Linked DNA regions of Homo sapiens: region 2 is linked to region 1. A link is an interaction called in ENCODE POLR2A ChIA-PET data of the cell type or tissue named here. Cell type or tissue: PC-3. All regions are shown on one strand. Links, peaks and the distances in the headings refer to the core of each region. The heading gives the core; the rest is flanking DNA.

Region 1 (10,564 bases), core at 1,770-9,769:
AAATTCCTTGAACCTGGGAGGTTCAAGCTATAGAACAAAGATTGCCCATGGAAGAGTCCCTTTTTGGCAAAAAGTGACAGTTCTCTTGACCAAGATCATGTTGCAGTGAGCCAAGATCATGCCACTGACTCCAGCCTGGGTGACAAGAGTGAAACCCTGTTTCAAAAAAAGAAAAGAAAAGAACAAAAAAAAAGAAAGCCGAGGCAGAGCCTAGAGTCACCCACAGCTGAAGGCTGTCAGTTGGTTGCATTCCCCGTGGCAGCATCTCTCTTAAAAGGATTTAGGAGCAGCACATCTTTTTGGCTGCCATATGGGTATATGGCTAGGAATTGATTATGTCTTTTTGGTTCTCTTACTATTTAAAAAAACTGCATGTATTACATTGTTGAAAAATAATATAATTTTAAACAGCAACCAAGAAAACAAACATTTAAATATTTTTTACAGGAGTGCAGGAGACTGAATGTAAGGCCCTGATACCCTCCTTCTGCTCCACTCCAGCTACCAACCACCTGTCCTGAGTGGATGATCTGAGAGGGCAGCAGGCAAGTACATTTTGGAGGATATGAACAAGGCCTGGGGCTCTGCCACAGCAGGGGCATAGAAAGTCTTGAAAGAACTTTATTCCCCTCTGGATCCTACCAGATGTTGAAGATCTACAGCAAAGCTCTGGGGCAGAGATTAGAGTGTGTGAATTATGGGTTTTCTTAGAGGAAGGGGAGCCACAGCCTGTGTAAGTGTTGTGTGGGGGGCGGGGGGCGGGGGGGGGCGGTGAGCGAGGATCATCTGGTTTCCCTGGCCCCTAGGTGGGGACCATGGAGCGAACTGGAGAAGCAGGCTGGGTCCTTCCTACTCCTGAGGCTGGCAGAGCACACTCTATAGCTGAGGAGACTGGAAGTTAAAGGGTTTCTTCACAAGCAACTGACAACTTGCCAGCTGTATGTGTCTTCTTCTCTCTCTCTCTCTTTTCTTTCTTTCCTTCTTTTTTTTTTTCTTTTTTTAAATTAATTCAGAGTCTCGTTCTGTTGCCCAGGCTGGAGTGCAGTGGTGCAATCTCGGCTCACTGCAGTCTCCGCCTCCTGGGCTGAAGAGATTCTCCTGCCTCAGCCTTCTGAGTAGCTGGGATTACAGGCACACATCACCACACCTGGCTAATTTTTCTATATTAAGACGGGGGTTTCACCATGTTGGCCAGGCTGGTCTCGAACTCCTGACCTCAAGTGATCCACCTGCCTTGGCCTCTTAAAGCGCTGCGATTGCAGGCATGAGCCAGCGCACCCAGCCGTGTATGTGTCTTCTTATTGCTCACTGAATGGCTGCTGCTGAAAGCACACTAAGGAAGTAGATCTGAGTCCCAAGGGTGCATAAAGCCATGTGAAGGCAAAATTATATAACGCTGCACTCAGGAAGACTAACAGCCAGATAGAAACAACAAGCAGAATACACAGAACAGGCAACTTCTAGGAAATAGAACTTGAACAAAAAATTACAGCAAAGGACTTTCTAGAACTAAAAAGAAGAACTCTTATATTCAAAATTTAGTAGATAAATTGAAGGGAAAAGATACTCACTGTTGAAACACTAATTAGTTCCCCAAAAGCTCAAGTTGAAGCAGTATCTCAAAGCCCAGGGCAAAAAATATAGAGAAGGAAATGTGGTACAGAAAACAAAAACAGATGGATTGCCTGAGGCCGGAAGTTTGAGACCAGCCTGGCCACATGGCAAAACCCCGTCTCTACTAAAAATACACAAATTAGTTGAGCGTGGTGGCTCACAGCTGTCATCCCAGCTTCTTGGAAGGCTGTTATGAGAATTGCTTGAACCCAGGAGGCGGAGGTTGCAGTGAGCTGAGATTGTACCACTACACTCCAGCCTGTGCAACAGAACAAGACTCTGTCTCAAAAAAGTAGAAGAAAATAAAATAATAAAAATAAAAGATTGGAATGACAAATCCAAAAGATCTTACATGTGAAAAATAGTAGTGGGAAAGATGGATAAATAGGGGAACATATAGCATTTTTAGGATGGGAAAACTACCCTGTATGATACTATAATGGTAGATACATGTCACTATACACTTGTCTAAACCCAAAGAAAGTACACCAAGAGTGTGTCCTAGAATATGGACTTTGGGTGATAATGATGTGACCATGTAGTCTCATTGATTACAACAAATGCCCCACTCTGTAGGGGTGCACGATGGGGGAGGTTGTGCACCTGTTGGGGCAGGAGGTCTATGGGAAATTTTTGTACCTTACAACTCAGTTTTGCAGTGCACATAAAACCGCTCTAAAAATAAAGTCTATTAATAAAAATAGGAGTACAAAAAAGAGTGGGTAAAGGGATAGATGGGAAAAAGACAACAATTAAACAACAGAGGAAAATTTCCCTGACCTAAAGAAACACTTGAGGCTGCAAATTTCAAGAGTTCAATAAGTATTACATAGAATTTATGATAAAAAAGATGTGTACCTAGACATATACTGGTTAAATAAATGACTTACAAGACATCAAATATAAACATTATTTACAAATAAAAAGAAATTAGATTGTCATTGGATTTTCATCTGTTGCACTAGAAACTAGAAAATAATAAAATAACATCCAGTTTCCTGGGAAAAAAAGAGAACTGATACCCAGGACTACTACATAGCTAGAACTCAGTGGTTTTGCCACACCTATTGTTAAAATATTAAAATATTGACCATTTGTGATGGCTCACGCCTGTAATCCCAGCACTTTGGGAGGCCGAGGCAGGCGGATCACCTGAGGCCAGGAGTTCCAGACCAGCCTGGCCAACATGGCGAAACCCTGTCTCTACTAAAAATAAATAAATTAGCCAGGTGTGGTGGCATGCACCTGTAGTCACAGCTACTTGGGAGGCTGAGGCAGAAGAATTGCTTGAACTCAGGAGGCAGAGGTTGCAGTGAGCCAAGATCACGCCACTACACTCCAACCTGGGTGACAGAGCGAGATTCCATCTCAAAAAAAAAAAAATTAAAATATTTTCACACTGTCTATGAAATAGCTTTGTCCCTGATCATCTCCCCACCAGCCCTTTCTACTCCTACCCTGTTCTACAGGATTCAGCAACTAAGGAGTTAATGCCTGGCACACCTTTCTTATTGACTGGCCAGTCTCTGGTTTAGTATTTAAACATCATTACTGCTTCAAAGATACCACCTGACAGGGGAATGAAAGTTATTAGATAATAAACCACCCATGTATCTCATCTGAAGAAAATATTTGAGAAAGAACGCCAGCCAAATAAGAAAAAAATCAAAACAGAGATTTCAAGAGAGAAGAAGAAAAGAGATGAAAACAATGATGAGAAATGAGCCTTGCAATATGTACTAAAATTTAAATAGATAATGATAGAGTGGGATTATATAGGCAGAATTCGAATTTTTGAAATAGAAAATATTTTCTGCAAGAGAAAATTTACTACAAAGTTAAAATTACACGTACCAGATTATCTCAGCAAAACCTAGGGATAGAGGAAAGAGAAAGAAGGGAAGTAAACCAACTCTTGGGTCTCATCTTTTTTGGGGGCAGGGGAACAGATATGGACAATGGGCATAACATTCTAAGGGTTTCATATTCTTAGGGAGGGAGACCAGTGGTAAGTAGAGCACCTGGGTGGGGACAGGTGGCATCTTTTTTGATGAAATAGTCAAGAAATATATTTGATTATAAATGTCAGAGAAGAGAAGATAGCTATCAGAAATGGGAAAATATGGTAAAACTTTCCAATTAACAAGGTGAAAAGGCTGGATGTGGTGGCTCATGCCTGTAATCCCAGTACTTTGGGTGGCCAAGGCGAGCAGATTGCTTGAGCCCAGGATTTTGAGACCAGCCTGGGCAACATGGAAAAACCCAGTCTCTACAAAAAATACAAAAATTAGCCAGGCGTGGTAGTACATGCCTACAGTCCCAGCTACTCGGGAGGCTGAGGTGGGAGGATCGCTTGAGCCCAGGAGGTTGAGGCTGCGGTGAGCCATGATTGTGCCACCGCACTCCAGCCTGAATGACAGAGTGAGACCCTGTCTCCCAAAAAACCAAAACTTAAACAAAACAAAAACAAAAAAACCCCACAAGAATTATATAGGAATTTTGTTACACCACCAAAAACAATGAAAAGGGAAAAGAAAAACCACAAATCAAAGTACCTAATAAAAATAAAGATGGAAGTGATGAAAAGAAGCACATCAGTTATTTTACTATGTATGAAGAGGATACTTTTATCCATTTGAGACATAGAAACTTTTTGATACAGTAAAAACCAAAAATAAGTATATTTGATTATAAATGTCAGATATATCAACATATCACTCTTAAGGTGACAAAGATTAACAATAAAAGGATGGACAAATAACACTAGACAAAATGCAAACAAAAAGAAATCAGGAATGTCAACGAGGTGGAATGTAAGTTTAGAAGCTTGAAACAGGATAAAGGAGAATATTATATAACAATAAAAGACACAATCTACAAAGAAGATGTGTAATAATTATGTATATACTAAACAGCTTTGCATTATATATGAAGCCAAAGGTAATTAAAATATGAAACTTTGATAAAAAATATACAATTACTCTGAGAGATTTTAACTCATGTCTTTCAGATCAATAGATACAGTAGTAAAAAATGTAAGACATATAAAGACTGAATAATGCAAAAGTCCAAAGTTTTATGTCCTATAAATGGAGAACTATTTTATTGTTTGTGAAGCATTTTCCAAAGTTGGTATTACCTTGACCATAAAGGTTGTTAATAAAAATTTTAAAGTAGATATTTTTTCAGGCAAAATTCTTTAATCAAATACCAATTACATTAAATATAAATAACTAAAGGATGGTAATTGTATTTTTTTCTACTTGAAAATTAAAAAGTGTCTTTCTAAATAAATCCTGGATCAAAAAAGAACCAATAAAAAACTATGCTTTTAGTTAGGAAGACAATATAATCTTCCAAATATTAATAGGCATATACAATATATTTCAATGAGATTCACTTTTCTATTCTTTTTTCTTCAGAGATGGGGTCATGTTATGTTAACCAGGTTAGTCTTGAGCTCCTGGCCTCAAGCAATCCTCCTGCCTCAGCCTCCCAAAGTGCTAGGATTCCAGGCAAGAACCACTGCACCGGGCCACTATTATATTCTTTAATGAGATAAAATGATCTTAAAGCTTTTATAGAAGACTAAAGGTTAAAGACTTTTTAAAAATTGTGAAAAAGAAGAATACTGAGAGATACTTCCCTTTCCAGATATTAAAACGTATTTTAAGATCTAGTACTAAAATGTTATGGTAGTTGCTCATTATCATTGTGATTGACCCTCTTTATCCCTAGTAATATTTCTCACTCAGATGTCTACTTTGTCTGTATTAATATAGCCACTCTAGCTTTCTTTCGATTAGGGTTTGCATAAGATGACTTTTTTTTTCACTGTTTTACCTTTAGCTTACATGTGTCTATATTTAAAGTGGGTTTCTTGTGGACAACATATAGCTGGGTCTTACTTTTCAACCAGTCTGACAATGTTTGTTTTTCAGTTGGGGTGTATAGACCATTTACATTTAACATACTTGTTAATATGGTTGGGGTTCTATTTTTTTTTTATGTGTTTTATCTGGGTTTTTTGTTCTCTTTTTCCTCTTACCCTTCCTTCTTTTGGATTAAGTATGACTTTATCTCCTTTATTGGCCTATTAGCTATAACTCTTTGTTCTTAATGTTAATTTACTGGTTGCCTTATAGTGTGCATCTTTAACATATCACAGTCTACATTCAAGTGATATTATTCCACTTCACATGTGATATAAGAAGCTTACTTCTATCAACAATACATCAAAGAGAATAGTTTTTATGTATTATTGCCTCTAGGTCTATCTTGGTTAAAAAGTTCTTTTCAAACCCAAGCTTATACATGTATTCTCTTAAAACTGTTCTATAGTTTTTGTTTACATACAGATTTTAAGTTTTTTTGGAAATTGATTTTTGTATATGGTGTGAAACAGGGGTCTAACTTTATTTTCCTCCAGGCCAGTTGTGTCCTAACCAATATAAAATAAACCATTGTTTTCCCATTGACTTCAAATAGCACTTTTGGCATACAGTCAGATGTTGCTTAACAGTGAGGATATGTTCTGAGAAATGCATCATTAGGTGGTTTTGTCATTGTGCAAACATCACAGAGTGTACTTACACAAACCTAAATTGTATAGCCTACCACACACCTAGGGCATGGACAATAGAAAAAGTATTCTTCCATTGTCTCCTTCTTGGCCTTTGTATTAACCTTATGATATTGGTATCGTAATAGGCAAAAAGAAAAGTAGAAGAGAAAAAAATGTCCAGAAATAGATGTCAGTATATATATATGATAACTGAATATATAGTCAGGCACTATATAACTACATTTTGGTCAACAATGGACTGCATATATGACAGTGGTCCCATAAGATTATAATACTATATTTTTGCCATACCTTTCCTATGTTTATATACACAAATACTTACCACAGTGTTACAATTGCCTACAATATCAGTACAGTAACATGCTGTACAGGTTTGTAGCCTAGGAGCAATGGGCTATACCATATAGCCTAGATGTGCGGTAGGCTCTATCATCCATGTTTATGTAAGGGCACTCTATGATGTTTACTCAAAGGCAGAATCACCTAATGATGCATTTCTCAGAACGTATTCCCATTGTTAAGCAATGCATGGCTGTATGCCAAAAGTGCTATTTCAAGTTAATGGGAAAACTATGGTTTATTTTAAATTGGTTATGACACAACTGGCCTAGAGAAGAATAAAATTGGGATCCCTGCTTCACACCATATACAAAAATAAATTTCCAGAAAAACTTAAACTCTATATGTAAACAAAAACTATAGAACAATTTTAAAAGAATATATGTGTAAGCTAGGGTTTGGAGAGAGAAACCTTTTTAATCAAGACAAGAGCCTAGAGGCAATAAAATATAAAATAAATATATTCGATGATATAAAATATAAAATGTTATATGGCAAAATAAAAACAAAATCACAAGACAAAAAGATTGATAAAAAGTATGTGCCACAAAAATAACTCACACATAAAATGAATATGCATATCTGTCAGAAGGTTCCTATAAATTGACTATCAACAGAATACAGAAATAGAGACAAATAAATATAAAAAGTCAATTTATAGAAGAGAAATGCAAATGGTCAATAAACCAATGAAAATATTTTCTAATGTGGAGAAAATGCAAATTAAAGTAACAATGAGATGTCTCAACTTATCTACCAAATTAGCAGACAATAAAAACTTACTATTGATGAAAATGTGAAAAAAACCTATTCTGTGCATATATTGCCAGGGGAAATTTGGATTGTTACAGCTTTTATGGAAAGCAATCCAGATATATATTTTAAATTTTACAATTTACATACTCTGATGGAGAAATCCTTCTGGAAATCTATCTGCTATAAGTGAAATTCCAATATGTAAAAATATACATGCAAAGATGTTTACCATAGCGTTGTTTGTTGCAGCAAAAAATTAGAAACTGAGTAAATGCCTTTCAATATGGTGGAAGAAACTGTGATACAATTAAGCCATGGAATATAAGTTAATTATTGAAAAGAACGAGTTGCAGCAGGGCATGATGGCTCACTCCTGTAATCCCAGCACTTTGGGAGGCCAAGGCAGTAGGATTGCTTGAGCCCAGGAGTTTGAGACCAGCCTGGACCACATAAGGAGATCCCGTACCTACAAAAAAATTTAAAAATTAGCCAGGTGTGGTGGCTCAGGAGGCTAAGATAGGAGGATTGCTTGAGCCTAGGTGGTCAAGGCTGCAGTGAGCCGTGATTGCACCACTGCACTCCAGCCTGGGTGACAGGGAAAACCCGTCTCAAAAAAAAAAAAAAGAATGAGTTGGATGTATACCACTGAGGGAAATTCCATAATGTATCAAGAGAAAAAAAAAAGTAAAAAAAACTAGACACAAAGGAATACAGATAATATGATCCCATTTTTGTAAAATACACATGAATTAGAAAAGAAAAGCTTATTATATATAGTTTATACGTGATTGTATGAATACAAATGAAGCATGAAAGAATAGATAACAGATTGTAAATTTTGGCAGAGGAGAGGAGTAATAGGAAACAAAAGGAGACTAAAGAATTTCCCTGTTCTTTTATAATAATTATTATTATTATTATTTACCACATGATTACTGATTTTTTTTTTTAACAGAGTCTCGCTGTGTCGCCCAGGCTGGAGTGCAGTGGTGCTATCTCGGCTCACTGCAACCTCCTCCTCCCGGGTTCAAGCGATTCTTGTGCCTCAGCCTCCTGAGTAGTTGGGACTACAGGTGCATGCCACCACGCCTGGCTAATTTTTGTATTTTTAGTAGAGACAGGGTTACACCATGTTGACCAGGCTGGTCTCAAACTCCTGACCTCAAGTGATCCACCCACCTCAGACTCCCAAACTGCTGGGATTACAGGTGTGAGCCACCACGCCAGGCTATGATTTTCTATTTAGTAGGAACGATAAAAAATATACGAGGATACTAATTTAAATACTGAGATATAGTTCTAAAATAAATTATGATTTTTCTTTTTTCTTTTATTTTAAAATATTTAATTGACAAATATTGTATATACTCAAGGTGTACAATGTGATGAGGCATATGCATATACATTGTGATATGGACAATCAAATTAACCCATCTATTACCACCTATGCTATACATTGGATCCCCAGAACTTTATCATCTTAAAACTGAAAGTTTGTACTCTTTGACCATCATCTCTCCATTTTTTCCACTTCGAACTCCTAGCAACCACCATTCTACTTTCTGCCCCTGAGTTCAACTTTTTGAGATTCCACATACAAGTGAGGTCATACAGTATTTGTCTTTCTGTGTCCAGCTTATTTCACTTAGAATAATATCCTTTAGGTTTATCAATGCTGTCACAAATGACAGGATTTTTTTTTATGGCTGAATAATCTTTCATTGTATCTAACACATTTTATTTACTCATTCATCTGTCAATGGGCACTTAGGTTGTTTCCATATCTTGGCCATCGTGAATAATGCTGCAACGAATATGGGGATATAGATATCTCTTCAAGATACTGATTTCATTTCATTTGGATATATACCCAGAAGTGGGATTGCTTGATCATATGGTAGTTCTATTTTTAATTTTTTGAGGAACCTCCATACTGTTTTCCATAATAGTTGTACCAATTGGTATTTCCACCAACAGTATACAAGGTTCCCTTTTCTTCATGCCCTTGTCAACACTTGTTATCTTTTTTCTTTTTGATAATAGCCATCCTAAGAGATGTGAGGTGATATCTCATTGTGGTTTTAATTAGAATTCTCTGGTGATTAGTGATTTTGAGCACTTCTTTATATATCTGTTGGCAATCTGTGTGTCATCTTTGGAAAAATGCCTATTTAGGTCTTTTGCCCATTTTTTAATTGGGTTACTTATTTTTTTGCTATGGAGTTTGTTGTACATTTTGATATTAACCCTTTATCAGATATATAGTTTGCATATGTTTTCTCCCATTTCACAGGTTGCATTTTCATTGTGTTGATTATTTCATTTGCTGTTCAGTAGCTTTTCAGTTTGATATAGTCCCATATGTTTATTTTTGCTTTTGTCGCTAGTGCTTTTGTTGACATATCCAAAACAGTCAGAAAACAATTAACAAAATGGCAACAGTATGCCCTTACTTATTAATAATTACTCTAAATATAAATGGATTACATTTGCTAATCAAAAGACACAGAGAGGCCGAATGGATTAATAAACAAGATCCAATAATATGCTAACTACAAGAGATTCATTTTAGTCTCAAGGGCACACAGACTGAAAGTGTAGGGGTGGAAAGAGATACTCCATGCAAACGGAAACCAAAAGAGAGCAGGGGTAGCTATATTTATATTAAACAAACTAGACTTTTAGTCAAAATCTGTCACAAGAGGTCAGGTGCTGTGGCTCATGCCTTGAATGCTAGCACTTTGGGAGGCTTAGGTGAGCGGTTCACTCGAGCACATGAGTTCAAGACCAGCCTGAGCAACATGGCAAAACTCCATCTCTACAAAAAATACAAAAATTAGCCAGGCATGTTGGTGTGTGCCTGTAGTCCCAGCTACTTGAGAGGCTGAGGTGGGAGGATGGCTTAAGCCCAGGAGGCAGAGGTTGCAGTGAACCAAGATTATGCCACTGCACTCCAGCCTTGGCAACAGAGCCAGACGTTATCTTGAAAAAAACAAATAAATAAAAAATAAACAAAATCTGTCACAAAAGACAAAGAAGATCACAATATGATGATAAGAGGTCAATTCATCAGGAGGGTATAACAATTGTAAATACATATGCACCTAACATTGGAGCACCTAAATATGTAAAGCAAATATTAACAGAACTAGAAAGAGAAACAGACAGCAATGCAATAATAATAAGGGACTTCAATCACCCACATTCAACAATGGATAGATCATCTAGAGAGAAGATTAGTAATGAAATAGCAGATGTGAATAAAACTAT
Region 2 (10,564 bases), core at 971-8,970, 310 kb after region 1:
ATCCTATGCATATGGGGAAGTCTCCTCTAGCCCCACAGTTGGCATGGACCTAGCACATCCCTTATAGATAAGCCAAGTCAAGTCTAACTTTTTCTTGTGAGGTTGTTGGCATCACAGTTTGTCCTTGGGGATAGCTGAGCCTTTTTTTTTTAGAGCTGTCCTTTGACAGTCCCGCTCTGTCGCTCAGGCTGGAGTGCAGTGGCGCGATCTCGGCTCACTGCAACCTTTGCCTCGCAGGTTCAAGTGATTCTTGTGCCTCAGTCTCCTGAGTAGCTGGACTACCAGTACGTGCCACCACACTTGGCTAATTTTTTCTTTTTTTTCTTTTTATTTTTGAGATAGAGTCTCACTCTGTGGCCAGGTTGGAGTGCAGTGGTGCGATCTTGGCTCACTGTAACCTCTGCCTCCTGGATTCAAACAATTCTCCTGCCTCAGCCTCCTGAGTAGCTGGGACTACAGGCGTGTGCCACCACGCCTGGCTAATTTTTGTATTTTTAGTACAGACGGGATTTCACCATGTTGGCCAGGATGGTCTCGATCTCTTGACTTCATGATCCAATTGCTTCAGCCTCCCAAAGTGCTGGGATTACAGGCATGAGCCACCACACCCGGCCTAATTTTTGTATTTTCAGTAGAGACGGGGTTTCGCCATGTTGGCCAGCCTGGTCTCGAACTCCTGGCCTCAAGTGATCCACCCACCTCAGCCTCCCAAAGTGCTAGGTTTATGGGTGTGAGCCACTGCACCTGGCACACTGAGCCATTTTTTAATGGGAGATCTGCTGTGTTTGAGTTTTAAGGTGCACTGTGGGGAATGAGATCTTCTGTTCTCCTTACTTACTCCTCTCACAGGCTTGATATTCAGCTCCCCAATGCCTGGAATTGTACTATCTCTGTCTTCGAATGCAGATTTAAATACCCACATCAATCCTGAAAAAGTATTGCAATTGTCTCCAGAGTCAGTGAAGGTGTCTGCTGGAGCTTAGGTCTTTGAAGTTCAGGCTTAGGAGTTTGCTACTTTCTCATTGTGCTGCTGGGTGATAAATGTTGCTTTGCTTTCTGTTTCTTTTTTTTTTTCAGGCTTGTTTTTAATGAAAAGAAATGGCGGTTGGCAATATCCCTGAAGCTTTTTAGTGGGGCTCCTATAATGAGGTTTGCTGAAATTCTGGATAGGAAATGTTTCCCTCTGTAGGCTCAGATGCAGGATTTTAAACTTTTGTGATGTCTGTGGTCTTTTTCTTTTGAGCTGGCTGGGTTTGCCTCTTCAAAGATGTCAGCCCCAGCCTTGCCAAGTTTGGAGTTTACATCTCTAGCGTTAGTGACTTGCATGACTGTAAAAATAGGTCAGTGTTTTTTTTCCTCCCTCTCTTTCAAAGAAGAGAGAAAAATTGTGTGTGTGTGCATGTGTGTTTTCCAACATCCCATCAGTCAAAAACAGTTGAAGCAATTTTAGCTTACTTTTTCCCCAAAAGATTCACTCCAAGTATGACTCAGATCGTGGAACACTTCAAGGAAAATTTTTTCTGTGAAAGTTAAGTGCAATTAATGAGGAGAGATCTGGTGGGAGAAAGAATTCCTCAGTGTTCGCTATAATGTCAATTACAGGCTGCCTGACAAACACACATAAAACGTGTAACAGATCCACTGCCTGCTCCTGCGCCACATCAGGTTATTATGAGAGTGAACATTTCTTTCCATTACGAATCTGTATGGCTTAATTTTCCCAGCTGAAACTTTAAACAAGATGAAATTGCATGCATGCATGTGTGCGCACACACACACACACACACTCAACTATATTCTTTGAAAATACCACTGAAGAAAGTTTCCTAAAAACACATAAAACAAGGAAGCAGTTCAGCCATGAATACATTTTCTATGTGCTAAAAGGGGGTGAGTTAGACTCTAGATGCAAAACAGCTTAAACGCTTCTTGCTGCAACAAGGTTGCTGCCAGCTCTGTAAAGACTTGGAGTTTTATCCTATTCAGAATTGGCTTCTATTTCTTCCAAGTGCAGACGCATCCTTATGGCCTTGCCTATAAACACAGCCATGGGTATTTGCATAGAGGTCTGTGAGTCCCCGCCTTACCCTTCTCCTCCTCCCCTCACTCCACACTCATTTGCTCCTATAGGGTCTCTGTAGTGTTCTGGGGGCTCCCTTGCCCATGTCTGTTTTCTTACCCACTCCCAATCAGGGACCTCCTCTTTTCCCCGAGTCCTCAGCTTTTTCCTCTCTCCTTTCCATGAGCACTTCAACGTCCTCAAGCCTCTCCCACCTTAGAACAGAAACCTCTCAACCCCATGTCTCCCTCCTAAACACCCTATAGCTTCCCTGCCCTTCACAGCCAAATTGCTTGCCGCAGCTGTCTACACTTGCTGCCTCCACCTTCACATCCACGCATTCCCCCAGAACAACTGCCTGATGCTTTCCTGACATCCTTGGGAGTTCATCAGTGACCTCCCCATCCAAAGCCAAGGGCATGTTTCTCAGGCCTTCTCTTATGGGATTTTCAAGCAGCACTTGACGATGGCTGTCCACCCATTCACCCACTCCTTCATCACATGGTTATCTGAGGGGCTCTTACTTTTGGAGCTGGCCTCCTGGCTTCTGTGCTGCTGCTCTTTTCTGCTCCATCCCCACCTCTCCGGCCACCCCTCCTTTGCCCGCACTTCTAGCATTGCTTCTTCTACTCTCCCATTAAATGCCATTTTTGCCGAGGGCTCCGTCCTTGACCTCGGGTTTCTCACTTTGCAAGCTCTGCCCCCGCTCCCGCCTCTCCCTTTGTGTTGATGGCTTTCAAAGGTGCACCTGCCGCTTGGGCCTCTTTCCTAAGCTCCAGAGGCCTGCTGACTTCTCATGGATCAAGGCTTTGATCCCAGTTGCCATGTTATCTGCAGCCCACTCATGACTCTATGTTCAGGAATGGCTCTGGAATCCTGGGGCCATCCTTGACTCCTCCTTCCCCTTCTGGTCAACTTCAGATCTCTCCCGTTCAGGCAGAACAGCCTGATTCCCTTACCGGCTCCCCCATGCCTCTGGACGAGGGATCCCAGCACCACATACCAGAAGTCAGGGCGTTACCCAGCTCCACCTCCAACCCACCCACCCTGACCTGCTCCGCTTCCTACTGACCCCAACTGCAGCCTCTTCTCTTTTAAATAATAACAGCAGTTAACATGTAATCAGTGCCTGTTGTGTGTCAGCTGCGGAGGTAAGTGTCTCTTCGCTTTCAGACCCTGTGAGCTCTGTACCCATATTGTCCCATTTTACAGATGGCAAAACTGAGGCCCAGGGTGCGGGTTTTGTTGGGTCCTTCCTGTGGACGCCTTTTGGGCTCCCTAGCCTCCCGTGGCCCCTTCACAGCTTTTGGCTGCACCGTGTGCTTCGTGTCGCAACCCCAGAGCAGCTGGCACCCCCATCCCTGTGCTCAGTCAGCCCTGGCCTCAAAACGCAGCCGGGTCAGAGCCCTGGGGCCCCGCTTGCTCAGGCCTCATTTCCTCTGCCCTCATCCCTTGCTCCTGAATTTCTAAAAGAAAAAAGTCTACTAACTAATATCCTCTGCTCTCAGGTAATATCTTTGCAACCCAACCTCCTCACTGACTGTAGCAGGATTATTTCTTCAAAATTGCAATCCAGTCATGTCCCTTACAGCTTAAAACCCTTCCACGACATCTCTTTGTTGTCCTTAAGACAAAGTTTAAACTCTCAGCTTGGAACTGATCATAGCGGTCACTCTAAACTCCGCTCTCCCGACTCCTTGGGCAGCCCTAGGTGCATGGCAGACAGTCCAGCCTTCCTTGCTTCCCTTTCCCTCTCCTTTACAAACATTCCTGGGATGTGCCAGACAAGCGCTGTGCTGATCACCGAGAATGTGGGGATGAAACAGACAAGCTAGCAGACAAAGAGCAGGGTTCCTGCAGGCGTGTGGGGAGGGTCAGCTCTCCAGAACAATCTTAGTCCAGCACCACAAGTATTATGATGCAGGTGCATGGCTCCCCTGGTTCCAGGTTGATGGACTCTGGATGACTCCTTTGGCTCTGATAACCTCCCCTCATCTGGCTCTCCAGCTCCTAGTGAGAGTTCTAAACCCCGGAGAGCTCAAGGGATCATCTCCTCTGCTCCAGGATGCCTCCCAGGCTCCCCCTGCTGGAGGCTGGACACAGCTCAGGAACAGCCCTAGAAGCTGCTGCTTAGGATAAATGAATTCTGCATTTTATCCTAAAAGCAGGTCCGATTTAAAGATTGTGTGTGTGTGTGTGCGTGTGTGTGTGAGACAGGGTATCACTCTGTCGCTCAGGCTGGAGTGTAGTAGTGCAATCATAGCTCACTGCAGCCTTGACCTCCAGACTCAAGTGATCCTCCCACCTTCACCTCCCAAGTAGCTGGGACCACAGGTGTGTGCCACCACATCTGGCTAATTTTTAAATTATTTTTTTAGAGATGGGGGGGGTCTCACTATATTGCCCAGGCTGGTCTCGAACTTCTAGGCTCAAGTGATTCTCCTGCTTTGGCCTCCCAAAGTGCTGGGATTACAGGCATGAGCCACCGCACCTGACCTCATTTAGATTTTAGTTGGAGGGTGACATTAGTGACATGGCTGGATTTGTTCTTGGAATGGTCCCTCTGGCTGCTGTGTGGAAAAGGAATGAGAAGACTGGAGTAGTTCTCAGAGCACTGATGCAAAATCCCGGGGCACATTGGAGTCTCCAGGCAGTTTACAGAACCCCCAGGCCTGGGTTCCACCCTACAGATCCTATGCAATTGGTCTGGGGTATGACCTAGGCCATGGGAAGGCCACGGGATTTTTAAAAGCTCCTGAGTTAGAACAATGACCCTTAATCTGGTTCACATGAGAATCACCTGGGGGAACCCTTAAACAATGCCCAGGTCCTACCTCCAGGGATCCTGATATAATTTGTTTGGAGTGGGGCTTGGGTGTTGAGAGGTTTGAAAGGCTCCCCAGGTGATTCTGATGTGGGCCTAGGGCCAAGAACCACCGAGTAAGAGGCTATCACAGTAATCCAGATAAGTGAGCCAGACCCTAGGGATGGCAGGAAGTAGAGTCAGAAACACTTAGGAGGTAGAACTGGCCCAGCTTGGTGATGGACTGCGTGGGAAGGTCTGAGGCAGGAAAAGATGAAGGCCTACACATTTCTTAGTTTCCTGACTTGGTCAAGGGGGCAAATGGTGGCCGCTCCAGGCTGGGGTCAACTCTCTCCACCTTTGCCCTCATCCTAAATCTGGTGCTACTGCCTGCAGTCCTGGCAGTTGAGAGAGACTCTACTATAGTCTTGGACAATTACAATATTCCAGGTGTGCTCCGCTTTTAAGAAAATCAAGTGCCATATGTCTCTTGATAAGACCCAGTGAAACTCTGAAAATGCTGCCCCAAGGGACGCCATCTCCCAGGGGGAGATCTAGGCTGTGGAAAGCAACCCGAGGCCCCACAAGGAAGGGATTGGACCAAAACCATAGGATGTGAGTGCAGAAAGGGACTTTAGAGACCTTCCCTGTCACATTAGGGAAATTACAGACCAAAAGAGTAAACAGACTTGGCAGAAGGTGGAAGGATTGGTGCGAGGTGGCGAGGGAAACTGAGGTCCAGGGAGATCAAATGCCTCATACACAGAGAGTAGTTTTTGCTGCTGCATCTCATCAATTCTAAAGCACATTTTTTCATATTTAACATTGAACAAGCAGATGTGTTATGCAATTGTCATTGTTTAAATGTCAGTGTTTTTATTTATTAGTGGTACATCAAATAAAGGAGCATCTTACAATCAATGACATCTTACATATAATGGCATTATTTTGCTTTAATTTTATAACCAACTTGGAGATCCATTGACCAAGATGTTCCGTTGGCCAAGTACATTGTCATCTGGCTTCACTGAGATAACACAATCATCTGTCAGCTGAGCAATTCCTCTGCGAGCTGAGGTTGGGCTTATCCATTTTTGATATCCTGTGACTTCGGCTCTGTTCTGACCCTCAGCAGGAGCCTGAGAACTGCTTGTAGGGACATGACCCTGAAGATGACACTGATGACTGTTCCCAGGGTTCCGGGGATGCTCATGTGGCTCTTGCTGCTTTCCCTTTTACGGCTGTGGGAACTCACATTATTTTCATGACAACTAAGGACTTGAGCTGGTTTGGGCAGTAGCGTGTGGACTTCACTGGGCAGCTGCTAGGGCTCGTCCATATTAACCATCGTGGTGGTGGAGAATGTGATGCCATTGAAGGAGGCCAGGCAAATAGGCCCTGCATGCTATCTGCTAGGTATTTGCTTTAGGGGTATGTGGTATAAATGGGTTATAAACAAGTTATAAACAGGTTATAAATGGATTGTATGAACGAGTTCAAGACAGCCCCTGTGTATTGGCCCCCATGCTGTTTACTTCCACACCACAGCCCAGGACCGTTAACTCAAGCCTGCCAGCACCAAACTCAAATTCTTGCACATCCAATTGCTTTAAATGTAGGCCAAATATTATTTGCCCATTTAGAGCCTGCCTGCTTCGATAATTTGCAAAACTACACCCGACACCCTCTCACCATAGGTAAGACGAACCTCAGGGCTACAAAAGACCCCAAATGGCTGCTGTCCTTTGGAGCTCTCTGACCCAGAGACTCCTCACCATGATGCTCCCCACCATGAACCCTCTTGGGTTCAAACGATCCTCCAGCCTTAGCCCCCCAAGTAAATGAGACTTCAGGTACATGCCACCAGGCCTGGTTAATTTTTAAATCTTTTTTTAGAGATGGGGTTTCACCATGTTTGCCTAGGCTGGTCTCAAACTCCTGAACTCAGCAATCTGCCCGCCTGGGCCTCCCAAAGTGCTGGGATTACAGGTGTGAGCCACTGCACCTGGCTCCTTTTCTTTTCTTCTAGACCTGTGACATCTCTTAGACCTGTAACCTCCTCTCTGATCCTCCTCTCCCCTGGGAGTGTCCTTGCCCTTTTCTTCTGGTGGTGGCCCTGCCACTGCCTCTGGAAGGTCTTCTGCTGCAAGGGACTTTCCCCTTCCATGCATTCTGTCCAAGCTTCATCCAAATAAAGCTCTTGTGTGCTATTGCCATCTAGTGATCTGGTCTTTTTCTTGATCTTTCCCCAACATTCAAACTCATGAGAGTATAATTGTGTAAATAAGCAGATAAATCTAATTTTAGACACTACCTACCAAGGGGCTTCACTGACGTCTGTAATGTGAGAGTTAAGCAGCTTAGCTAGTAACACTACTGAAACACCACTGTTTTTACTGAAAGATATAATGTATGCAGGGGTCATTCATCACAGATACAGAACGTCCTAAAAAGAAAAAAAAAAAGTAGCATCAAACACATTTTAAATTATAGACCAGAAGAGTAAACAGACTTGTCTTGTTGGTTTTGTTGCTGCCTCGTGGGGCTAATGGCCAGCCCCTGGACAGTCCCAAGGGGGCAGCTCAGTTACCATTCTCAGGAAGAGGATACGACTGTCTACGGCTCTTCCCAACAACAAACACAGAGTAGCCATGCACATCTCAGGAATGGAGATGGAGCAAGAGAAAAACTAGCGATAACAGCTAGAGTTGGTTGCATTTCTAGTAGGTGCTAAACAACATGCAAGGTGTTGTACATGCATTATCTCAGGTATTCCTCACAAAACCCTATTATTAGTCCAAAGCTCAGAAGAGTTCATCAATTTGCCAAAGTTGCAAATCTAATCCATGGTAGAATTGGGATTCAAAGCCTGGTCAATGAGACTCCAGGAAGGACAGGATTTAACCGCCTTGCCCTGTTGCAGAAATTCAACTAGCCTGAGCATTTTGCAATGTGTCATAACTTCTGATAATGGGCTGAATAAAGGATGGCAGCAACATCGGTAGGAATTGCAGTATCTCTCAAAGTTACGGGCCAGGGGAGGGTGGGACAGGTGTCAGCAGACAGACTCCATGGACATGCTACATCCTGGTGTCAGATTTGGGGTACTGACCTCCACTGGGGTGTGTGTGGTGGAACAGGGTTCTGCCTAGTCACAGCCCAGTTCTATCAGATCAGGAACCCCGTCATCCTCCCAGGCTCCTTCCTGGCCACCTGCAGCAGCTGGGCCCAGGGCTGCTTCCATATTCAAGAAAGAGAGACATCGAAGTGACAGGGATGGAACAGAATGCTGAGAGATCAAGGGAAGTTTCTAGTTATTTTCCCATCCACACCCAAGCTCTCTCGTCCTCCGTTGTCAGCCCAGTCAGGAACATCTCGTCACTCACCCCACCTCCATAGGAACTGACCCTCTGTGGATGGTTTTCCATGGCTGCCATAACAATGTGCACTAAGGGAGTGGCTTGAACCAAAGAAATGTCTTGTTTCACAGTCCTGGAAGCTGGAAGTCCAAGATCAAGGTGTCAGCAGGGTTGGACCCTTCTGAGGGCTGTGGGGAGAGTCTGTTCCTGGCCTCTCCCTTGGCTTCTGGTGGTTTGCTGGTGATCCTCGGCTTGTAGAAGCTTCACTACGATCCCTGCCTTCATCTTCACCTGGCACTTTTCCTGCATGAGTGTCTACCTCTAAATTTCCCATTTTTACTTATTTTTTATTTTAAAATTAAAAAAACTTTTAATAGTAGAAAATTTTGAACATACACAAAAATAGAATAGTATAATGAACCCCCATGTACCCATTACATAGTGTCGACAATGACCAACAAATGGCCAATCTTATCTCATTTGTTCCTCCTCCCTGCACCTATCTCTATGGAAATATTTTAAAGCAAATTCTCCTTATCATTTTATTTACATACATGTCAGTCACATGTCTTCTAAATGATAACTTTTTTTTTTTTTTTTTTTGACACAGAGTCTCAGTCTGTCGCCCAGGCTGTAGTGCAGTGGTGCTATCTTGGCTCACTGCAACCTCCACTACCTGGGTTCAAGCAATTCTCATGCCTCAACCTCCTGAGTAGCTGGGCTAACAGGTGCATGCCACCATGCCCAGCTAATTGTGTGTGTGTTTAGTAGAGACAGGGTTTTGCCATGTTGGCCAGGCTGGTCTTGAACTCCTGATCTCAAGTGATCCACCTGCCTTGGCCTCCCACAAAGTGCTGGGATTACAGACGTGAGCCACCACACCCAGCCAAGAACTCTTAAATACATAATTTTGATACAATTATCTCACTATTAACTGAACAAAACAGTATCACCTGGCCAGTCATGGTGGCTGACACCTGTAATCCCAGCACTTTGGGAGGCTGAGGTGGGTAGATCACTTGAGGTCAGGAATTAGGGACCAGCCTGGCCAATATAGCGAGACCCTGTCTCTACTAAAAGTACAAAAATTAGCCAGGCATGGTGGCGTGCACCTATATTCCCAGCAACACAGGAGGCTGAAGCAGGAGAATCACTTGAACCCAGGAGGCAGAGGTTGCAGTGAGCCGAGATCACACCACTGCACTCCAGCCTGAGTGACAGAGTGAGACTCTGTCTCAAAAAACAAAACCAAAACCAAAAAACCCAGTATTACCAGATAGCTACTCAGTGTTCACATTTCCCCAAAAGTCAATTTGTTCAGGATCTCAACAAGGTCTATGTACACATTGTGTTTGGTTGATATGTCTTAAATTTCTTAAAATCTATAGTAGTTTCCTCTTCTCTCTTTTTTCTTATCATTTATTTATTGGAAAAAATTAGTTCACTTACCTTGTAGCATTTCACACATTTTGAATTTGGCTGATTATATCCTTTTCTTTTCTTTTCTTGTCTTTTCTTTTTCTTTTCTTTCTTTCTTTTTTTTTTTTTAAAGAAAAGGTCTTGCCCTTGCTCTGTCAACGAGGCTGGAGTGCAGTGGCACAAATACAACTCACTACAATCTCCACCTCCTGGGTTCAAGCGATCCTCTGGCCTCAGCCCTGCAAGTAGATGGGACTTCAGGTACATGCCACCATGCCTGGCTAATTTTTGTAGAGACGGGGTTTCGCAATGTTGCCTAGGCTGGTCTTGAACTCCTGAGCTTAGCAGTCCACCCACCTGGGTGTCCTAAAGTCCTGGGATTACAGGTGTGAGCCATCATGCCCAGCCCTTTTTCTTTTCTTTTTATAAAAAGCTTTTATTTTAGGTTCAGGGGTACATGTGCAGTTTTGTTATATAGGTAAACTCTTGATACTGGGGTTTGCTGTACAGATTATTTCATCAACCAGGTAGTAAGCCTAGTAACCAATCGTTTTTTCTGATCCTCTCCTTCCTCCCACCTTCTACCCTCAAGTAGGCCCCAGTGTGTGCTATTCCCCTCTATGTGTCCACGTGTTCTCATTATTTACCTTCAACTTATAAGTGAGAACATGTGGCATTTGGTTTTCTGTTCCTGCATTAGTTTGCTAAGGATGATGACCTCTAGCTCCATTCCTGTACCTGCAAAGGACATAATCTTCTCCTTTTTTATAGCTGTGAAGTATTCCATAGTGTATATGTACAACATTTCCTTTATCCAATCTGCCCTCGATGAATTTCCCATTTTTTAAGGACACCAGTCATATTGGATTAACCCCTTTCCTACTCCAGTATGACCTTGTCTTACCTGATTCCACATGCAGTGAT

The links. ChIA-PET counts read pairs that join two places held together with the same protein. Peaks named below come from ENCODE experiments on the same cell type or tissue, not always from the same donor. Only the 100,000 strongest peaks of a DNase experiment are listed, where the experiment ranks them.
Region 2: POLR2A ChIA-PET joins it to region 1 with 19 read pairs; 4 of 35 experiments call an interaction of 5 or more read pairs at or near these places.

What each region holds. Positions count from the first base shown.
Region 1 is chr1:222,771,499-222,782,062 of GRCh38, forward strand. It overlaps LOC105372984 (a long non-coding RNA gene), which reads right to left and starts at 1,644. Exons shown (of 4, transcript XR_922641.3): 1 at 1,572-1,644. RefSeq lists enhancers at 997-1,096, 1,587-1,636 and a silencer at 1,847-1,896. In PC-3, for the core only: no CTCF peak of the experiment used is centred there; DNase peaks (open chromatin) are centred at 6,173 and 6,703; H3K27ac peaks cover 1,344 bases.
Region 2 is chr1:223,086,114-223,096,677 of GRCh38, forward strand. It overlaps LOC102724046 (a long non-coding RNA gene), which reads right to left and starts at 9,772. Exons shown (of 2, transcript XR_007066892.1): 1 at 9,671-9,772; 2 at 5,716-8,361. In PC-3, for the core only: a CTCF peak has its summit at 4,148 (motif pointing left); a DNase peak (open chromatin) is centred at 4,138; H3K27me3 peaks cover 767 bases.